Regions from separate parts of the Mus musculus genome. Here region 2 is linked to region 1. A link is a contact called in ENCODE Hi-C or POLR2A ChIA-PET data. All regions are on one chromosome and are shown on one strand. Each heading gives the region's core, a stretch centred on a gene start or an enhancer-like site at or near the end of the contact. The rest is flanking DNA. Distances are from core to core; before and after follow the strand shown. Region 1 overlaps Rai14 (retinoic acid induced 14). Region 2 has its middle 6.0 kb from the start of Gm19276.

What was found. Hi-C counts contacts between places; a loop is a spot of excess contacts on that map. ChIA-PET counts read pairs that join two places held with the same protein, here RNA polymerase II (POLR2A).
Region 2: a loop to region 1 is called in a map of T-helper 17 cell, with 1.8 times the contacts of the local background. The contact joins two enhancer-like sites. A Hi-C loop is called at or near these places in 1 of 37 maps with a recorded cell type or tissue (T-helper 17 cell). POLR2A ChIA-PET finds 5 or more read pairs at or near these places in 1 of 5 experiments (embryonic stem cell).

The regions. Positions count from the first base shown.
Region 1 is chr15:10,619,131-10,623,524 of GRCm38, reverse strand. The region is part of intron 3 of Rai14 (retinoic acid induced 14); the gene reads left to right. Among named protein-coding and RNA genes, the nearest start is that of Gm10389, 21 kb to the right of the region's middle. Within about 2 kb of position 2,144, at least 1 of the 3 ENCODE cell types and tissues checked has a DNase peak (open chromatin) inside an H3K27ac peak, as active enhancers do.
Region 2 is chr15:10,820,677-10,825,387 of GRCm38, reverse strand. No RefSeq gene overlaps it. Among named protein-coding and RNA genes, the nearest start is that of Gm19276, 6.0 kb to the left of the region's middle. Within about 2 kb of position 1,800, at least 1 of the 3 ENCODE cell types and tissues checked has a DNase peak (open chromatin) inside an H3K27ac peak, as active enhancers do.

The DNA of each region.
Region 1 (4,394 bases), core at 895-3,394:
CACCTGTTGTGCGTTCTAGGTACTCGAGTCTAGGGATGTGTTATGCTCTAACCAAGGATTCCACCCCCTACCCACTCCCAGCCCCCAGGGCCTCACACATACCAAGCAAGTGCCATGCCCATGAGCTACACCCCTGCCCAGTAGGGTTTCTTAGCTTTAGAATAAATAATCTTTCAATTCTGTCTCCACGCTCCTGGCCCAGACCCCAGGACAACCCAGCCCCAGAAATACTACTTCTGGCTACAATTAATAGCAACCCTGGACACTTAAAAGCCAACACCCATCGTTATGGTAATTACTTTCCTTCTTTCGGTGACAAAACACCTATTGGGAACAAGGGATAGAAGTGTCCGTGTCAGTTTGTCCTGGTGGGACTCATGCTGCAGGATGAACTCTGGCTCCATTGATGGCAGTGAGAACAGCAGAGACCCCCTTACCTCATCGCAGACTGAGGAAAGTGTATACCCTCTTATTAACTTCTACCAGGCAGGCCCTACCTTTCCTTAAAGGCTCCATGATCTTCACCTAGTGATCTGGCACTTTCAATTTGAGCTTTAGGCAAGACACACGCAATCAAACTGCAACACTGTTTTTATATGCTTCTCCCCTTTTTTTATGCCAGTCAGGAGGCAACAGAAGTTTCCATTTCTCAGTCTGCTCCATGGATTTCTGGTAGAAACATGACCCGTGGTGGCATTATACAGGTCTCTAAAGTTGAGGACATCAGGGCTGGGCAGATGACTCAGTAGACAGAGCGCTTTGCCATGCAGGAATGAAGACCTAGCATTGAATCCCCAGATCCTATATAAAAACTTGGCACAGTGACACACATCTCTATAATCTTAGCACTCCCATAGAGAGATAGGGAGAAGAGACTGGAAGTTGGAGGGCCAGCTAGCCTACTGTATGCAGCAGTGAACAACAAAGAGACCATTAGACAAGGTGGACAGCAAGGACCAACACCTGAGGTGGCCCTTGGAGCACCCCCCCAACATGGCACTTGTATATTGGCAACACACACACACACACACACACACACACACACACACACACACACGATTAAATTGTTTTTAAAATCGAGGAAAGCCAGTCAGTAGTGGCAGTTCATGCTGTAGAGATTTTTCTTTCGGACCAATGGAGTTACAACTCCTCTGGCAGAGAGTAACTTGGTTTTCCAGGGTCTTTTATAACTGAAGCTGTTAAGCGAGACTGTCCTCTGGATGGGACCTTTTATCTCTCGTGGAAGGACTATCCATACGCCCAGCCCCATTTGAGCTCAGCGACCTAAGATTAAGATGTTGAAATAAGCCCGTGCCATAAAACATTTAGGTTGTGATCGAGTTGCGGTTTTAAAACTGAACAGGGTTGTGGGCCCAGATGTGTAGCATAAGGTTAATGAATTTGAGTGACTCATGGGTGCCCCTAAACCTGTGGGTCTGTCTCCTTCTAGTTTTTCAGACTTCATGACCTCTTTTCGGTTCGTTCATGTAGTGGCCCAGGCCAGACCCTTAAATGATGAGAAAAGGTAGGGTTGAAACTGAAACAATGTGTAGTTCATGTTCTTTATGCCATGCCATTGACCCTAAAAACCAAATGTATATCAAAATCACCCTCGAGCCTGCTGGCCAAGACCCTTAGTACTTGCTTTTCTGCCTTGTCCTTTGCTGCTGCTGCTGGTGGCCCTAAGACTTTGCTAGAAACCACCGTGCACCTGGGCTAGGAAGCAAAATAACATTCAGTCCAAGGACACCGTTTCTTTCTCAAGAACACGTGTTCCAACCAGACGATAACTTATAGTTATGCCAGTTCATTCCTGGACCTAGACTTGAGAAAGGCAAAAACAAAACCAAAGGGGAAATTTTATAATACCTTGAAGAAAAAAAAAAAAAAGCAAAAACTAGACAACACTTCTGTGTGCTGTGGAAGCTGAAGAAAGCAAGCTGGAGCGCCCATCCTGTCAGTGTAGGGTCTGACGGGAGAGATGGACAGAAGCAGAGGCCCTTCAGAGGATTGTCAGGTGCAGTGAGGAAAGTGAAGAGGGCGGGCACCGCTCTGACTAAACCAGGGAGAGGCAGCACAGAGCAGATTGCTGAACTTGCCTGGCATACTGGCTCTCCCAGTGTGGCAAAGCAAGACTCTGAGGTGGGTGGTGTTCAGTGGGTCCAAGAAACAGCGAGCCAGTGGGCTGGAGCCCAGTGCCTAGGGAGAGTGACAGAAGCTGCGCCTGAGGAGAGAGAGCCAGGTCGTCCCACACACAGCTTTCTGCTCCATGGCCAAGACTTTGGGTGAAATCATAATAAAAAGACTTAACTCCTGGGTTTCCCTACGATGACTTAATTTTTCTCTCTCCACAGTGGCATCTTCTAAGACGCATACAAGGAAAATGGAAGCAAGTTTAGGTGGTCAGGGATGTGAGGTTCCTGCTGCAAAAATGAAACGCTTGGCTCTAAGCAACTGTGCAAAGCTGTTTTCCATCAGGAGCTGGGCCTGGGCCTGGCCACAGGGCCGAGGGAGAAGGCTTATCCCAGCATTAGGGCAGAGAGCGGGTGTAGAGGCAAGCCTGCAACCCCAGCACGCAGAAGGCTAAACAAGAGGGTTGCTGTGAATTCGAGGCCAACCTATGTTGCATACCTGGGCCCTGCCTCAAAGAAAAAGCCATTAGGGCAGTGAACTCACATCCTGGTCTTCTGTGTATTCCCTGGCTTCTTTGAACCCCGGTGTCTTTGTCTAATGAAGAGGTTTGACTTGCCCTTTCTGCAACTGGGAATACTTGGACTCTGGGTTGTATGGAACCAGTGTTCGGAGGATCTGGGGAATGTGGTTTCCTGTGTTTGAGTGTTGGCTGTCTGCTTAATTTGTAATTTAATCTGTTGGTGCCAGAGTCAGGGGAGATGTTAAAGTCTCATAGTGGTTCAACTATGTGAGTACCGAGAGCCCACACTGTAAGAGACAAGAGTTGAGTTTGAGGAAGATTTTCTGTAAATGAGAAAGCCTGAGAAGTTGGTCTTCTGGAAGTAGCTCCGAGAACATTTTTACTTCTGATAGACATTGCACCTGGTAATCAAGAATCAAAAGATGTATGCTTACTCTTTCCGTGTATCTTGCCAAACTGAAACTCATGGGCTTTGAATCGCAGCACAAGTCTCCTTCTGATGAAGAAATATCCCATCGTGGTCCCGAGACCTTTGTTTCAGGGAAGTTCCTCATCTCGCTGACTGGTTTTGCCAGAAGGGAAACCTCTTTTGCTGGCTCCTTGCTTCAGGGCTGGGATTGTGTTCCCATCTATCCAAGAGTCCCGACACCCCTAAGGTGCCCCAGGGAGCTGACTATGTTTGCTTTTGGCGAAATTCTTCCAGATTTTGGTTTAACGTTTGTTTCTTAAAGAACAGCCCAACCAACAAATTAGAATCCATACTCTGGTGTGTTGGTAGATTACCAGCTATTGGTGGTGGTGATGCATACAGTTACTTTAAACTAAAGGTCAGCCACCACCATATAGCCACAAACTGGCTGACAGTGTGCTGCCTGGACCTCTAGCCTCTCACAGGGCCACCCTTGCCTCCGCTGTCATTCCCATACTCAGGCTGCCAGGAGTTGCTGCTTGATGCTTGGGTCATCACCAATGAATTGACTTCTCACCAGGGGGTGGGGATCCATTGGAGGGGTGGGGAGCAAGAGAGGGAAACTGAGAGAGAGCAGTGGAGCTGGTGAGTACTGAAAGCTTGGGATCGGTCCAGCCGTCAAAAGCAGAAGCATCCCAAGTATCAGTTAGCATCACAAAATGAAAGCAGCCTGATCCTGAGCCTGAGCCTGAGCCTGAGCCTGAGCCTGAGCCTGAGCCTGAGCCTGAGCCTGAGCCTGAGCCTGAGCCTGAACCTGAGTCTGAGCCTGCTTGTTTGTGTCTTCTGGTTGCATCTCTGCTGAGGGCTGGGCTGAGCCGCAGAAGCAGAACTGAGCAGGCCCTGTTACAATGTAGCATGACACTCTAGCGATTCCTTTTTTTGTGTGGGACATAGCTATGAGATAGGTTTTAAAGGCCAAGAGGATGTGTTTTTTAAAAACAATTGAAACAATGGGCATCATGGCAGGACATAATGGTGTGGGACTTTCAATCTGTTCTTTTAGGCCAATTTATTTTTTTAGGTGTATGGGAACTCTACTGGGGATCTAGTACATACATACAGGTTATATATAACTCAGTAGAATCTGAGGTCTAGGTAGGACTTGAGAGCTTGCATTTGCTTGCTTGCTTGCTTGCTTGCTTGCTTGCTTCCTTCCTTCCTTCCTTCCTTCCTTCCTTCCTTCCTTCCTTCCTTCCTCCCTTCCTCCCTTCCTCTCTTCCTCCCTTCCTCCCTTCCTTTCTCCATCTCTCCCTCCCTCCTCCTCTTCCTTCC
Region 2 (4,711 bases), core at 551-3,050, 200 kb before region 1:
GGACATATACCTATTTTTTTTGTAATGAACATAGTACAGAAATGCCTTTTAGACATATAAAAATAGCCTGGTTATACCCAAGGCTACACCTGATAATCAAAACCCACTGATGTCATTTGGTCAAGATAACCAAACACCAGCCTAGAACCCCGTGATGCCCATTGGACAGTGTATAAACAGAGACCACGAGTAAGGCTCTGCTCTGCATAATCTGGAGAGACACCACCTCGATCCACACTGCAGCTGGAGAGTCTCCTTCAGGATCCTGACCTTCACTCAGAGACTCCTATTAAGCTGGGCCTGACCTTCAGCTCAGATATGTCACAGCCTTGGGGAGCTAGGCTTAGGTTTGTAGTTAGGGATCTAGAGTGTGAACCTTGTGTGATGACCTTCAGCATAATACAATTATAACGTTTCCTATATTAACTACAAGTATCTAACTTCTTCCTCATCTTTCTTTTTAAATCCTATCTTGAGCTGCCTTCCTCTGAAAGATCCTGTCCCCTAGGCTTCCTTGCCTAGTGGCTTTGTGCTGATTGAGCCAATGAGGGACCTAGCAGAGTTTGCAGAGTAATAGAGAGGGGGTATAGGTCACATTTTCCGCTAGTCTTTCCTGTTCAGAGGTTTTTATTCTGACTGCAGCTATGCTTGTCCACATCTGAGAGGAGCTCCTTAGTGAGCAGAGCCTGAGACAAAGACAAAGTCCAGTGATGCATTTGGAAGGTGATTCCAAGGCAGGAGGAGTCAGGGTGGTCAGCTAGGAGAGAGACAGAAGTGCAAAGAGTAATTGAGGGGCCAGAGAAGCATCTCAGAGGTTAAATGCACTTGCGGCTCCTCAGAGGACTTGAGTTCAGTTTCCAGCATCCATGGGACTCACAGTTGTCTGTTACTCCTGCATCAGGGGATCTGCTGCCTCTTCAGGCATCTTCACTCATGTGCGCATGCACACACACACACACACACACACACACACACACACACACACATCATTTAAAATAATAAAAATTAACTTTAAAAAAACAAAAGAGTATAACTGAATTGCCATAGTTGTTCACACCTAAGACCTGGGACTTGGGAGGCTGATGCAAGAGACTTGCCCTAAATTCAAGCCAGGCTGCACTTGCATATCAAAAGTCTATCTCAGCGAAACAAAGAAGCTGTCATGGAGATCCCAGCAGAGAACAACTAGCATTTGCCTATGGGGAGAATCTCTGAGGAATTACAGAATGTCTCTTGGAATTTCCTCCTGAAAGATGGAAGACAGCATTTTTTCCACCCACTCTGACACCCAACCCACCGCTGCCTGGCTGCCTTGGGGGCACCGACTCTCCCAGCATTCCTGGCTGCGCCTCTAAGCACCACAGAGCAGGTGCAGCCTCGGAGAAGGCTGTAGAAATAAATCAGAAAGACACTTGTCTCCCTTTAGGTGGAAAGCTGTCAGGGTGAGACTGCAGCTGTGGGTGGAATGGCTGAGGGCATGAGGGCATGATGGGGACCCAGAAGCATTCCTTGCGTACGGTGAGCCACGGTTGCTACTGGGCCTGTCTCTCTCCTGTAGTCTCTGGGTTCCCTTCACATTTTACCCCTTAAGCTCCGATGTTCCCCTCTCTGCCTGCTCTGCCCTTAGTGTCTGTGGGAACCCTTGACTGTGACCACAGAGAGAGTCCTTGACCTCTACAAAGAAGTCCTTCGTTAAAGCTTCTACGAACAAACCAGCTAGATGGGATTCTGTTTCCCGTGCTGTGACCTTGACAGATACTGACAGAGGATTCTGGCTGCAAACTAAGCTTGCTGGGCTGGGTAGCTGCCTCAGTAATGACGGCAGAGGATGAGGGAGTCGCTGAACCTCAGCTGAGGCAGGCAGGGCCTGAAGAGGAGTGAACATTTAAATGTAGTTACTCACAGAACCCTGCTAGACAGCAAGCCATAGTAAGCATCCCTAACACAAGATCTCCCTCAGATACATGTCCTAACACGAGCCTCCAAATATCTCACGCCAACCCTCATCCTCATCTACTCTGACGGAGCATTTTCACTGGCATTAGTAAGAAGGACTGTGGGGATGGAACACTGCCACATTCATCCTGGGTCATTTTTTCCTCCTATCTCAGTAGCCAGACTCTTCTGCGTTTATAAACAGGCATCACAGGTTTGCTGAATCGATCTTCATGTCTACTGATGCTCTGTTTCTGGGATTTATCCATCACTACCTTATAAATTACAGAAGCAGCAACCAAAAGGCAACTTTATAGCAATATCTTTTCTTTTTCCATTCATTTAATTCTAAAATGATGGGTATGTCTGTCTGTGTGGATATGTGTACAGGCATGCAGGTGCCCATAGAGACTAGAGGAGAGTATTGGATATGTCAGAATTTGGAGCTGTTGTGAGCTGCCTGGTGTGGGAACTGAACTGTTTTGTTTTGTTTTGTTTTGTTTTGTTTTGTTTTGTTTTGTTTTGTTTTTAACTGCCAAAACATTGTCTTCAGGCTACCTTTGTCTTTTATAGAATTCTCCTAGCCCATGGAAGAAGCAGTGGGGAGGTCTGATCCTTGTAATCTAAGGGTAAAAAATTCATAAACCCTTGAAATCTGTCTCCAGGTGGTCACAGCACCATGGTCTCTTGCAAGGGACACCTGAACTGAACTGTAATTCCACCTGGAGACTCTACAGGTCACAGCTGGTGTTGCTCCTGCTGGGGAGATCAGCACCAGAATAACATGGATTCAGGAGGGACCTGTGCTTCCCACAGGCTAGGGGAGATCACAGAAGGGCAATGATCTGTGAAAATCCCTCTGCGAGAAGTCACCCTCCAACAGTGCTATTTACAAGAGCACCCAGAACCAATGGGCAGCAGCCAAGTAGACCTCAGCCTACCTGCTCCCTTTCTCTCCAAGCTGCTCTTGGGCCAGTCCCTGGGGGTGTCAAGACCGGGAACAGAAGTGGCAGAAGAATAGAATGCCCAAGGGAGAAATTTCTCTTACACACACACACACACACACACACACACCACACCACACCACACACACACACACACACACACACACACACGAGTCACTTAATATTCAAATTAATACAGGCCTCAGCTGGGTGTGATGGATTGCCTAGTAGTGCCATGAAAGACATTTTGGTGGCATGGCCCTCAGAAGCCGTGCATATGCCATTATTTGAAGAAAATGGCATTTGCAAAATTAGTAAAGTTAAGCATGGTGAATTATCTGGGTGGCCCTAAATCCAACCATGATCATATCTGTAAGAGACACACAGGGAAGAAATAGGAAGAAGAGAAGCTGTGTACAGACAAAAATACAGATTAAAGTAGACATAGCCATAAGCTAAGGCTGGTGGAACAAGGGAAGCTGGAGAAGGCAGAGAAAGAGTCTCCCCTATGGCCATTTAAAGGAGAAAAGCCCTGCTGGCATCCTGACTTCAGAATTCTCGCAGACTTCTAGAGAGAAGGGAAAGGCTGATAAGACTTAAAAAGAAGATGGCTCCATGGTTAAAAGCACTGACTGTTTTTCCAGAGGACCCAGGTTCAATTCCCAGCACCCACATGATGGCTCACAAACATCTGTAACTCCAGTTCCACAGGCTCTGGTACCTTCTTCTGACCTCCATGGGCACTGTATGTCTGAAGTGCATAGGTATATAGATATGCATGCCCGCAAACATAAAACAAAAATAAGTAAATCTAACAAATTAAACAAACAAACAAACCACTGAGCACCCTCAGACTCTGGGAGAGCACCACCATGATCAAATACTGAGTCTATTTAGGAGCCAACCAGTGCAGTAGCTTGGACAGTTCCAAGCCTTGATTACAGCAGTGACCCAGGAAGAAAAGGTTATCAGACACTGCTTCAAACATCTGGACTCAGAAGGCCCTGTGGAAGCCATCCTATGGTTCAGTGACTGTTTCTCTACCACTGCCATGGTGGAGAGAACTGGAGCCATGGAACCAAAAGGGAACCCTTTTGGCAGGCTTGGGTCTCCCACCCACTGCCAGGTTTGAAAGCTCCAAGTCTGGAGTGAATCTCCTCATTGTTTATATCTGTCAGCTCAGATTTCCTGGGGGAATCTCCCCTTTATTCTATTCTGAATTCAACTATGTGCCTGGCTACCTCTGCTCAGCTCCCATACTTCTGACCTCCTCTATGTCCCTGGGCAAATCTCTCATGCCTGCCAAAGACCACCTTTGGCTTGAAGAGGGGTTCCTGAAAGAAGGTGTGTTTGAGAGTGGTAAAAAAAAAAAAAACAAAAAACAAAAAAACAGACCGAAGTCAAATCATGGGGTTCAAGCTGACAGCCTGTGTTCTGCTTCGGACAGCTTTCCTGTCAGCTCTGTTCCAGGGTTGGAAACCACATCACACAGTCCCTTCCACATGACCAAGCAGAACTCAGCACACACCTCTCACTAATTCCCAGAATCCGCTCTCTCCTTGCTAGTCTCCCACCTCCTATTTCCTGCCTCAGATCATTGGCCATAGGCTGTTTTATTGACGGGTGATGCTTATAAGAGCTTCTCTCTATGGATGGCAAGATGACCTAATTTGAAGGCTGGGGAATTAACTGTTTCAATACATCTTTAGAATTGTGAGAGAATAAGTTCTGAACCAGCAAATCTGTGGTAAGCTGTTGTGGCAGCCAAAAGGCACTAATCCCATGGGGAAAGAGAGACTATAATACACTTGATGGAATTTAAAGCATGGACC